4 separate regions of the Homo sapiens genome follow, and regions 2, 3 and 4 are each linked to region 1. The links are chromatin contacts, found by Hi-C or POLR2A ChIA-PET in ENCODE. All regions are on one chromosome and are shown on one strand. Each heading gives the region's core, a stretch centred on a gene start or an enhancer-like site at or near the end of the contact. The rest is flanking DNA. Distances are from core to core; before and after follow the strand shown. Region 1 holds the start of ZNF160 (zinc finger protein 160). Region 2 holds the start of ZNF610 (zinc finger protein 610). Region 3 holds the start of MYADM-AS1 (MYADM antisense RNA 1). Region 4 holds the start of ZNF880 (zinc finger protein 880).

Evidence for each region. Hi-C counts contacts between places; a loop is a spot of excess contacts on that map. ChIA-PET counts read pairs that join two places held with the same protein, here RNA polymerase II (POLR2A). Pooled maps may share reads with other maps.
Region 2: a map with no recorded cell type shows a loop between it and region 1 (19-fold over the local background). The contact joins the promoter of ZNF610 here to the promoter of ZNF160 in region 1. A Hi-C loop is called at or near these places in 2 of 37 single-sample maps with no recorded cell type and 7 of 50 pooled maps. POLR2A ChIA-PET finds 5 or more read pairs at or near these places in 1 of 52 experiments (activated B cell).
Region 3: a loop to region 1 is called in a pooled map, with 15 times the contacts of the local background. The contact joins the promoter of MYADM-AS1 here to the promoter of ZNF160 in region 1. A Hi-C loop is called at or near these places in 3 of 37 single-sample maps with no recorded cell type and 12 of 50 pooled maps.
Region 4: a pooled map shows a loop between it and region 1 (7-fold over the local background). The contact joins the promoter of ZNF880 here to the promoter of ZNF160 in region 1. A Hi-C loop is called at or near these places in 7 of 50 pooled maps.

The regions. Positions count from the first base shown.
Region 1 is chr19:53,102,027-53,104,868 of GRCh38, forward strand. It overlaps ZNF160 (zinc finger protein 160), which reads right to left and starts at 1,396. Exons shown (of 6, transcript NM_001322131.2): 1 at 1,239-1,396. RefSeq lists a silencer at 1,439-1,848.
Region 2 is chr19:52,334,876-52,337,717 of GRCh38, forward strand. ZNF610 (zinc finger protein 610) reads left to right here and starts at 1,368. Exons shown (of 6, transcript NM_001161425.2): 1 at 1,368-1,631.
Region 3 is chr19:53,867,730-53,870,571 of GRCh38, forward strand. It overlaps MYADM-AS1 (MYADM antisense RNA 1), which reads right to left and starts at 1,378. Exons shown (of 3, transcript NR_184033.1): 1 at 1,180-1,378. MYADM (myeloid associated differentiation marker) reads left to right here and starts at 154. Exons shown (of 3, transcript NM_138373.5): 1 at 154-214; 2 at 2,025-2,109. RefSeq lists enhancers at 1,044-1,957, 1,958-2,842 and a silencer at 1,710-1,769.
Region 4 is chr19:52,368,559-52,371,400 of GRCh38, forward strand. It overlaps ZNF880 (zinc finger protein 880), which reads left to right and starts at 1,365. Exons shown (of 4, transcript NM_001145434.2): 1 at 1,365-1,419. The coding sequence starts at 1,408. RefSeq lists enhancers at 1,047-1,346, 1,357-1,466, 1,667-1,806.

The DNA of each region.
Region 1 (2,842 bases), core at 146-2,645:
CCTTGTCTCTCCAGCCTTTTTCCCCTTTTATCTTCCCCCTAGGATTCTGACGATGTTGTGCCTCTTTTTTCTTCTGCTGTTTCTCCCTTCTTTGTTTTTTCCCCTTATATCTGTTCTACTCCATTCTTCCAATTTGTTTCACCTCTTGTGGCGTTTTCTTTCCAATCTTTTCATCGTCCCAATCTCCATCTATTTCTGCCTCTTTCTTACCCCATCTCCGCGCCTCCTCTGCTCTCCCTGTTAAATCCCCTCTTCCCTGTTACACCCGCTTATCCCCACTCTCTGGCACTCCCAGATCCCAGGCCTCCCTGTGTTGTGGTGCTCCCTCTGCTCGCCTTGTCACCAGCTGTCCCCTCCAGCTGTCCCAGCACCACGCAGCTCTGTCTGCCCTCGGCCAAATCCTTTCTCCTCTCCCCCACTCTCTGTCTGAGGAGGCTCCTTCTTTGCTGTCCCTCTCCTTATCTTGTTGTCCTGCATCTCGGGACATCGAGCTTTTCTCTACATTTCGCCAATTGCTTTTCTGCCCCTGCTACTTTCTTGACTGCTTCTTTCACTCTGTCGCTGCAAATCTCTCACCCATCCTCCACTTTGCCATCTGTTTATGGGTCTCCCTCATTTTTCTTTTCTCTTTCTTGGTTTTTCCATCTCCTCTCAGTGGCTCTTTGTCTCTCTTTCTCCTGATTCCCTTGGGCCACACATTCACTGGAGGGTTTGTAGTAAGATGTCTGCATGTTGGAGGAGTACATTTTCCAGGGGGTGGAGCTGGGCAGGCAAAAACACCGGGTGTCACAGGACGGGCCCCGGGCACCTCCCCAACGAGGGCTCAAGGGAAGCGGTGACTGCGAAGGGGAGGCCTGGGGAGCAGCAGGGCCCGGCACGAGGAGGAGGGAGGTGGGGGGCGACGGCGCCTTAGGACAGGGGTGGGATGTGCAGGATCCCAGGACCAGGCGGAGGCGCGGCCTCCCCGGGACTGGGTCGGCGGCGCTGCGCTCCAGGGGCCGACGAGAGCGAGGCTGGGAGGCGCCCAGGGCAGGCGGTGAGGACTTTAAGCGATGCGGGGCGGGAGGAGGAGTCAGTAAAGGATTTTAAGCAGGAAAATCCTGCTTAAACGTTTAAAAAACCGGGAAAGGCCGTGTTTACTTGGCCCAAGGCAGAAAGACCGGGGGCAGGGACCAGCCTCAGGGCGACTTTAACCCAAAAGGAAGCGTCTCCGGGCCCACACAGCAAGGCCTATTTACCTGAGGTGGAGGGTGCGGTGCGGAGATTTTAAGTCCGTAGCGACCCCCGGGCATCGGGTGTGCGAATGGGGGACGGCGAGGCGCAGGTTGAGTCTACACAGAGGAACACTCATACGCCATGGTGTGATGCTTGCTCCGCACGATCCACTTCCGGGTCTGTGGGCAACTGCGCGAAGGAAAGCGACCGAGCGGCCCGGGGCGGGGTCCGAGATGGGCGGAACCGGAAAAGGGCGGGGCGTTGAGAGAGCCGGGCTGAAGCAGGGGCCGCCAGGCAGGGACCCCAGGGAAGGAACGGGGAGGAGCCACCGGGGAGGGGTGGGGAGTGACCAAGTGGAGGGACCCGGGGGCGGGCCGGGGAGGAGCCGCCGGGGAAGGGCGGGGAGGAACCGCGGGAAGGGACCGCGGGGGAGGAAGGCGAAGGGACCGCGGGGGAGGGAGGCAGAGGGACCGCCAGGAAGGGACCCGGGGGAGAGGCGGGGCTGGACGGGACACGTTAGGGTCTGCGATTTCGTGTGATGCCCACAGCCCAGCGCCCAGAGCCATCTGTAGTGTCTTGTGGAACGGCGTAGATGTTTCAAACGGTTTCAAGTTAAAAGCACAGTTGTGTAGGTTATTTTGGAAACCAAACTGCTTTCCTCTTAGAATGGAGGCGGTTTATGTTGAAAGCATTTTTTGCTAGCGCGTTTACCCAGTAATGTTATTGACGCTGAAGCAGCCCAGGAGTCTGGGAACATGGGTTGACACGGAGCGGTGATGGCATGCTGGAAAAGTTTCTGCGATTAAAATTAAGTAATTTAAAAGCCCTGAAATTAGCAGTAACTTTTAAAAAATAGATATAAATTGCATTGTCCTTTTTTATACTTACTATTCTATTCCGTGCGAGATGACAACCTCAAACGCCTATACTTTTTTTTTTTTTTTTTGAGCCGGAGTCACGCTCTGTCGTCCAGGCTGGGGTGCAGTGGCATGATCTCTGCTCACTGCAACCTCGGCCTCCCGGGTTCAAGCAATGCTCCTGCCTCAGCCTCCCGAGTAGCTAGGATTACAGGCGCCCGCCACCACGTTCTTTAGCGGAGATGAAGTTTCACCATGTTGCCTAGGCTGGTCTCGAATTCCTGACCTCAAGTGATCCACCCGCCTCAGCCTCCCAAAGTGCTGGGATTACAGGCGTGAGCCACCATACCTGGCCCCAGGAACTACTTTCACCTACTGAATATATATTAAGTCCTTTGCCACAAAAAGATAATATACATAATTTATCTCAGAACAATTAAGATATTTACCACTGTAAATGACAAATTCAGACTTAGAGAAGGAAGATTTTATTCAAAAGGACTATTGCAATAGAGAGAATGTTCCAATCACAAGATCTGAAAATGTCCAAGAGACACAAACTAAAAAGCTTTTTTTTCTTTTTTTCATATATGGAGGAGTAAACAAGGCTAGAAAGCACAAGCACAAGTTATGAGGCTGTGGATGAGCACTTGGCATGACTACAGTTATTCAGGGAAAGTTTGTTATGTTATGTTATGTTATGTTAAAAATGTTACATATTTCTTGGAGAGAGTCTTGCTCTGTCACCCAGGCTGGAGTGCAGTGGCGTC
Region 2 (2,842 bases), core at 118-2,617, 770 kb before region 1:
CTGAAACCGTGTCACTGCACTCCAGCCTGGGTGACAGAGCAAGACTCTGTCTCAAAAACAAACACACACACACACACACACACAATGTAATTTACATCTATTTTTTAAAGTTATTGGTTTTTTTAAAAGCAACAGTTGGGCCGGGTGCAGTGGCTCACCCCTGTAATCCCAGCACTTTGGGGGCCGGGGCGTGGGGGGGGGGTGTGGATCACGAGGTCAGGAGATCGAGACCATCCTGGCTAACACGGTGAAACCCCATCTCTACTAAAAATACAAAAAATTAGGCGGGCGTGGTGGTGGGTGCCTGTGGTCCCAGCTACTCAGGAGGCTGAGGCAGGAGAATGGCGTGAACCCAGGAGGCGGAGCTTGCAGTGAGCCTGGGTGACAGAGCGAGACTCCGTCTCAAGAAAAAAAAGCAGTTGGTGGTGGCCTAACATCCCTCCGGGGACAGGACCCATCGCCGAACGATGGGTATGGTGGCATGTGCCTGTAGCGTTTTTAACACACAGGGAAGCGACCGCCAGACTCTCACGGAGATGCCCCGTTCGTTCTGCCTTGGGCCAGGTAAATACGGATTCCCAGGTTGGCCTTAACCCTCCAACGCGCTTGGCGTTGTCCCTCGGAAACTCTCTAGAGATGAGCACTCTAGAGATGACTCAGTGGACTGGGAAAGGCAGACCCACCTCAATTTGGGTGGGCACAATCTAATCAGCTGCCAGCACAGTCAGAATAAAAGCAGGCAGAAGAACGTGAAAACACTAGACGGGCTTAACCTCCCAGCCTACATCTTTCTCCCGTGCTGGAGATCAGAGATGATGATGGAAAGGGAGAAGATTTCTATTATGTTCTGTGGGCCGTCAGCATGAAATTGCACATGCTACCCAGGCAGGGCTTTGCATTTCACATTTTAACTTGCATCGCCTTCACACAGAATTCCAGGCCTTTTAAATTAAATTGTTAAAATTAGTTTTTATTTACTTATTTATTTTAGGACAGAGTCTACACTGAGTATAGCACTGGGTCTACACTACGCCCAGGCTGGAGTGCAGTGGCCATGATAGCTCAGTGTAGACTCGAACTCCTGGGCTGAAGCGATCCTCCAGCCTCAGCCTCTCTAGTCGCTGGGACTACAGGTGCCTGCCACCACGGCCGGCTTAAAATTGATTTTAATAGCAGGAAATTTCCTGGATCTAATCCTCAACTGACGTTGCTTTGCTCCGGCAGGATCCCAGTTTGCAGAGGGCTGAGCTGCTCCAGCCTCACTGCCAGCAAAACCCGGAAAACAGAGGCACTGGAGGCGTGGCCTAGGGAAGCCCCGCCCCGTCCCGTCCCGGTCCGCTCTCTATGCTGCGCGCGCGCAGTTTTTTGCAGACCCGGAAGCGGATCGCGTGGGTAGAAGGTCACACCGCAGCGCGTCAGTTTCCCTTTGTTTAGATTCAATCTGGGCTTCCCAGCTCCCCCGCGCTTCTGTACCCGGGATCTGAGAGTCAACACAGACCTTGAAATCCCCGCACCGCTCCCTCCACCCCGTGTAAATTCAGGCGTCTCCGTGAGAGTCCGGCGCTCGCTTCCCTGTGTGTTAAAATCGCTCGGCGACGGGTCCTGTCCCCGCTCGTTCTGCCTTGGGCCAGGTAAACACGGATTTTCGAGACTCCTTTCCGCTTAAAACTCTTTACTGACCCAACGTCCTGCCCCGCGCTTTTAAAAGTCCTTACCGCAAGGTGGATTCCCGCCCGGGGAGCCTCCCAACCTCGCCCCCGGCCCCTGAAGCGCAGCGCCGCAGCCCCAGTCCCGGCGGGGGAGGCCGCGTCCTGTACTGGGTCCTGGGACCCTTGAGACCCCACACTTCTAATAATTCAGCCCCACCCTTTTCCTCCTTGATCCGGGCCTTCCTACTCCCCAGGCCTCCCCTTCGCAGCCATCGCTACTCCCGACCCCCGGGTGTGGGGACGTGACTTCTTCTGTCTTAGGACATTCAGGATTCTTCGTCCCAAATTCCATCCCACTAAAAATGTGCTCTTGGCGGAGGTGGGCACCTTATTGTACTCCCCTGCCTATGGATGTGTGGGGAAAGATGGTGAAAGAGTGGCAGGAAATAGAAAAATTTTGAAAAAGAAGCATGAGGGAGATCCATAAGCAGACGGCAGAGAGTAGCTGAGAGATTTACAGAGACAGTGAATGAAGCCGAGAATGTAGCAGGGGGAGAAAAGTAACTGGAGAAATGTAGAGAAAAGCTGGGTCTCCAGAGAGATGAAGATGAAGCAAGATTGGGAGAGGGGCAGAAAGGGGGAGGCTCCTCAGACAGAGTAGGGGAGAGGAGGAGGGATTTGGAGCCAGGGCAGACAGAGCAGCATGGTGCTGGGACAGCAAGAGGGGGCAGCTGATGACAAGGAGAGCAGAGGGAGAACCACAGCATGGGGAGGCCTGGGATCCGGGGGGGCCAGAGAGTGGGGACAAGAGAGTGTAGCAGGGAAGAGGAAATTTAACAGGGAGAACAGAGAGGAAGCAGAGATAGGGAGGGCAAGAAACAGGCAGAATGGAAATTGGGGACAATCAAAAATTGGACACAAAGAGGAACAAGGGGTAAAACAAATTGCCAGAATGGAGCAGAACAAATGGAAGAGAAGGAATAGAGGGAAGAGGGGGAGAAACAGCAGGAGAGGAGAGGGGCAGAAAAATAAGCCAATTCTTATGGGAAAAATGAAGTGAAAAAAAGCAGGAGAAAGAAGGTAAGAATGAGAGAGCTGTACAGAATGAGGGAGGGAAACATACTAATGACAAAAGAGGGGGAACCTGAGTGCAGATGAGCGATGAGTTGATGGACTATTATGATCAAATTGTG
Region 3 (2,842 bases), core at 128-2,627, 770 kb after region 1:
GTCTGCTCTTGGCCCCGCCTCGGGGCGGGGCTGGGATAGCCCAGACTCGGGGAAGTCCCTGTCCACCGCCCTAGCCGGAGCTGCGCCCCGCCCCGGCCCCGCCCCCGTCCCGCCCGCGCTGGCTCCCCAGCCCTCCAACCCCACCCAGCCCTCAGACCCTTCCAGCTGCCGCTGTCGTCTTTGCTTCAGCCGCAGTCGCCACTGGCTGCCTGAGGTGAGGTTGTGGGGACCCCAGAGGGCATAAGCAACAGTCTAGGGTCTTTATGGCCAGAGAGAGGAATGGGCTGGGTCTCAGAATGTCTGGGTCCCTAGAAAGACTGGGGCTGGGCCAGGATTCTTGGGGTTCTGCAGAGGAGAGGGCTGAGGACCTGGACTGTGGAGGTCATACGTCTGGAAGAGTGGGGAAGGGGACCTGGACTCCGGGGTCTGAGGGAGGAGGGGCTGGGGGTCTGGACTCCCGGGTCCGAGGCAGGAGGGGCTGGGGGGTCTGGACTCCTGGGTCCGAGGGAGGAGGGGCTGAGGGCCTGGACTCCTGGGTCTGAGGGAGGAGGAGCTGGGCCTGGACTCCTGAGTCTGAGGGAGGAGGGGCTGGGTCTGCGGGAGTAGAGAGATGGGGACTCGTAGGTGCCCTAGTTGGAGGCTGGAATCTGGTACGTGGAGGTCCTTTAGGAGGGGAAGCGCTTAGGGTTAGGTGTCCTGGGTTTGGGAATGAGAATGGAAGGAATTCAGAATTACTGACCCCTCCCCATCCAGGGGACAGACAGAATCGGAACTTTGGGCTCCTGAAAGGCCGAGGGAGGGGGGTGTTAAGATCCAGCCCCGTGCTTCCGAAGTGCAGAAGGAGCTGGGAAAGGAGGAGAAGACAGGGCTGCGTCCCGCACCTCTGGGTGCCGAGAGCCGAAGCTGGGGTTCCGGGGCCCGATTCTCAGCGTGAGCGATGGGTGTGGCGTCTGGAGTGGACGAGGGAGGACACTGAGGGGCTGGGTGTGGCCCGGAGAGTCGGGTGCGCTGCGAGGAATCCCGGAGGGGTGTTTCCTCACCCTCCAGGGTCTGGCTGCGCATTCCTGAGCTCTGATCTCGGGCGATGGCTGGAGGCCCTAAGGGCGGGGTGGACCCCTCCCCTCCCCTCCCCTCGGCGCGCCCCCCTCCCCTGCGCGCCCCCCTCCGCGGCTAGCCCACCTTCCGCGGGGGACAGAATGAGTGACGCCCTCGCTCGTCCTCCTCCCCTGCTTGGGACGGGGCAGTAGCCCGCCTTCTAGAGCACGGGACGCTGGGCCAGTCCCGATTTCCTTCTCCTTCGAGGGTCCTGGAGGGGCGTGGGGGCAGGCAGTGTCTGGCTCCGGGTGGAGCCTCCCAGGTGCTCCCGCAAGCCCCGAATGGCGATTAGGGAGGCCGTGGGAGGCGTAGCTGGGCCTCGGGCCTGACGCCAGCACCGCGTGCAGTTTCCGGCCTGGAGCCTGAGCCCCTCAGAGGCCCGGGTCCCTGCCCACTCCGGTCTTAGAGATGCTCTTGGGGGGGCTCTCAGCCCATGTTTATAGGGATCCAGAAATGCAGGCCTCCAACCCTGAGAGTCGGGGTCCCCACCCCCCGGAAATCCGGGAGAGGGCGGGCAGCCCCGGAGGCGGGCGGGGGTCCGGGCACCGCCTCCTGGTCCCTGACACATTCCAGATGCCTGGGCCGACTCGAAGCCCTTATAAGGCGCGGAGACACCGGCTCTGGCTGGGCCGCCCGCCTCCACAGCCGCCGCCCAGGGTTCTCCCGCCACTGCCGCCCGCACCCCCGCCCCCGCGGGGTTAAGATCACACACGCGCCCACGCCGGCCCGCGGGGCGTGCACTTTCGCTGGGTTCCGTCCGCCGCAGCCCAAACAGTTAACTGAACGGGGAGGGGAGGGGGCGGGGCTTACCCGGGGTCACCGCCAGGGCCCTGCTGGGTTCCACGCCACGTTCCTGTCTCCGCAGGGCGTTCGATCCCTAGAGGGAGGAGCCTGTCCAAACGGACGCTAACGGCCTACCTCCCCCTCAGGTGCTCTTACAGCCTGTTCCAAGTGTGGCTTAATCCGTCTCCACCACCAGATCTTTCTCCGTGGATTCCTCTGCTAAGACCGCTGGTGAGTAGGCAGCGGGCCTGGACTCCGGGGTCCGAGGGAGGAGGGGCTGGGGGCCTGGACTCCGGGGTCCGAGGGAGGAGGGGCTGGGGGCCTGGGCTCCTCGGTCCGAGGGAGGAGGGGCTGGGGGCCTGGGGGCCTGGGCTCCTGGGTCCGAGGGAGGAGGGGCTGGGGGCCTGGGCTCCTGGGTCCGAGGGAGGAGGGGCTGGGGGTCTGGACTCCGGGGTCCGAGGGAGGAGGGGCTGGGGTCTGGACTCCTGGGTCCGAGGAAGGAGGGGCTGGGGTCTGGACTCCTGGGTCCGAGGAAGGAGGGGCTGGGGGCCTGGGCTCCTGGGTCCGAGGGAGGAGGGGCTGGGGTCTGGACTCCTGGGTCCGAGGGAGGAGGGGCTGGGGTCTGGACTCCTGGGTCCGAGGGAGGAGGGGCTGGGGGCCTGGACTCCGGGGTCCGAGGGAGGAGGGGCTGGGGGCCTGGACTCCGGGGTCCGAGGGAGGAGGGGCTGGGGTCTGGACTCCTGGGTCCGAGGGAGGAGGGGCTGGGGGCCTGGGCTCCTGGGTCTGAGGGAGGAGGGGCTGGGGGCCTGGGCTCCTGGGTCTGAGGGAGGAGGGGCTGGGGTCTGGACTCGTGGGTCTGAAGGAGGAAGGATTAGGTCCTGGGCTCCTAGATCCTGGGAGAAGGACCAGGAAGCTTGGGCTCCAAGGAATAGGGTCCCAGACACTGAGGTATCTGAGGAAGAAG
Region 4 (2,842 bases), core at 115-2,614, 730 kb before region 1:
TCAGAGAACTGGGATAGGTGACTGGCTTGGGGTGTCATGATTGCTAAAGGGTAGGGCTGGGGCGGGGATACCCACTACCCATACTGGAAACTTAGTTACAATTCACACCTAGCATGTATATTTTTATATTTTTTGTATGTATATATATTTTTACATTTTTTTCCTACATTGCCTCCAAATTCTATGTTTAATACATTTCTTCCCTGTTTTGCTCTGGTGAAAACTTTAGGGGACAAATAAATGAGTGCTGTTTGGAGACAAAATTTTGTGACATGGGACTGGGCATTGTGGCGTGTGCCTGTAGTCCCAGCTACTTGGGAGGCTGAGATGGGAGGATCACTTGATGCCAGGAGGTCGAGGCTGCAGTCAGTGAGCTGTCTGCACTTCAGCCTGAAAGACAGAGGGAGACCATCTCAAAAAAAAAAAAAAAAAAAAAAAAAAAGTTGTGACCTGAGTATGTCCATAAGACAATGGCAGGTATACACTAGGATTAATATAAATATGAAAAAAAAAAAAAAACTTGGCCGGGTGCGGTGGCTCACGCCTGTAATCCCAACATTTTGGGAGGCCAAGGCAGGCGGATCACGAGGTCAGGAGTTCAAGACCAGCCTGGCCAACATGGAGAAACCCTGTCTCTATTAAAAGTACAAAAAAGTAGCCCGGTGTGGTGGTGGGCGCCTGTAATCCCAGCTACTCGGGAGACTGAGGCAGGAGAATCGCTTGAACCCAGGCGGCGGAGGTTGCAGTGAGCCGAGATCGCGCCACTTCACTCCAGCCTGGGCAAAAGAACGAAACTCTGTCTCCAAAAAAAAAAAAAAAAAAAAAAGGAAATTGCACATTCCGCCCTGGCAGGGTTTTGCATTTCATATTTTAATTTGCATCCCCTTCATAAACAATTCAAGGACTTTAAAATTCCGGAAACTAGTGTTTATTATTCATTTATATTTATTTATTTTAATTATTTATTTCCAATTTGTTATTTATGATTATGTATTTATTAGGCGCAAGGTTTCTCTCTCATGCCCAGGCGGGAGTGCAGCGCACGACCTCGGCTCACTGCAGCCTCCACCTCATGGGCTCAAGCGATCCTCCCACCTCAGCATCCGGGTAGCTAGGACCACATGCGAGCGCCCCTACAGCCGATTTAAAATTAATTTTAATAGCAGGAATTTTCCTGGATCTAATCATCAACAAACTTTCCCTCTGCCGGGACACAATCTATTTCCAGATAGCTGAGTTCTTCCAGTCTCCACGGCAGGTCTAGCCTCCAAAACGAGACGAGCTGGGAGCGAGGCGGAGGGAAGCGCAGGCTCCGCCCAATCCCACCCGGGCCTGGCCTCGCCTCGCCTCTCAGCTGCGCGCGCAGTTTCCTGGAGACCCGGAAGCAGATTACGTGGAGTGACGGTCATGCTGCGGCGTGTGAGTTTCCCTTTGTTTAGATTAAATCTGGGATGCTGAGTCCCCTCGCGCTTCTGTACCCGGCATCTCAGGGGTCACACAGACCTTGAAATCCCCGCATCGCTCCCTCCACCCCGACTAAACTCAGACGTTCTAATGAGAGTCTGGCGGTCGCTTCCCTGAGTGTTAAAATCGCTCGGAGGCTGGTCCTGTCCCCGGTCTTTCACCACAGGGCCATGTAGACAGCTCCTGTCGCGGAGTTTGCCTGCTTCAAATCCTTCAGTGACCCCTAGACACGGCCCGCGCTGCGTAAAGTTCTCACCCGCGAGATGGATCCACGTCTTTCCGGTCCCCCAAGCCTCGCCCTCTTTTCACAGGCCTGCCCCCTTTTCTGTGCCTTAAATGAGAGGAAATCGATCTGATGTTTACTGCTGATTGTGATGTTTCAGCCTCCATTGGGCTTTTGCTAACACCTAAATAAATATTTAGTGGACAAAATTAGGTTAGTGCAAAAGTAATGGCAAACCGCGATCACTTTTGCACCAACCTAATATTTATGGGCCGGGGCTGGAATTCCATCTTCTCCGGAGGCCCAGGCTGGAGAATTCCTTGAGCACAGGAGTTTGAGACCACTCTGGACAACATAGTGAGACCCCCATCTCAATTTTTGAAACATATGTTTCAGTACGGGTATTTAATAGAGATTGGAATTCTCGTTTCTATGTTTTTACATGGTCTGACTTTTTGAAATAGTTTGAAATAATGTTTATAAACTGAATTGAGCACAGTTTATACATTTTTATTGTTGCAAACATGCTGAAATGCACATTTGCAAAAACAACGACAGCCAGGCACAGTGGTGCACGCTTGTCATTCGAGTTACTCGGAGAGGGTGTCATTTGAGGCCAGGAATTCAAGGCTGTAGTGTGCCATGAATAAGCCACTGCACTGCAACCTGGACACATTAAAAAACGAACAAAGACAAATATCTAAAAAAGAGGTTATTGACAGACAACTCTTTCAGTTGTCACATATATGTTTACTAGAGTATATGTGTGTGAATGTATATATGTATATGAATAAGTGTGTACATGTGATGTGTGTGGATGAGTGCACAGATGAGCAAGTCTATTGTTTTTATCAAAGGCGCATCATCAGTTTATATACGTCTTATATCTTTTAACAGTTGAAATTACATCTTATATATTTTCATGACCTTAAAATTGTTCTACACTGTTATGATAGTGAGTCTATGGCTGTAAGGATAGTAACCTGTTATGGGGATACATGTGCGACAGTTTCTTGATTTTAATCCCGGAACTTATTTTAACTATACTCAGTTAGGTCATTGTCTGTCAATTTACTTTTGATGCTGATCTGTTATTGTTTGATGTTTTTTTTTTTCTTTTTCTGAGATGGAGTCTCTCTTTGTCACCCAGGCTGG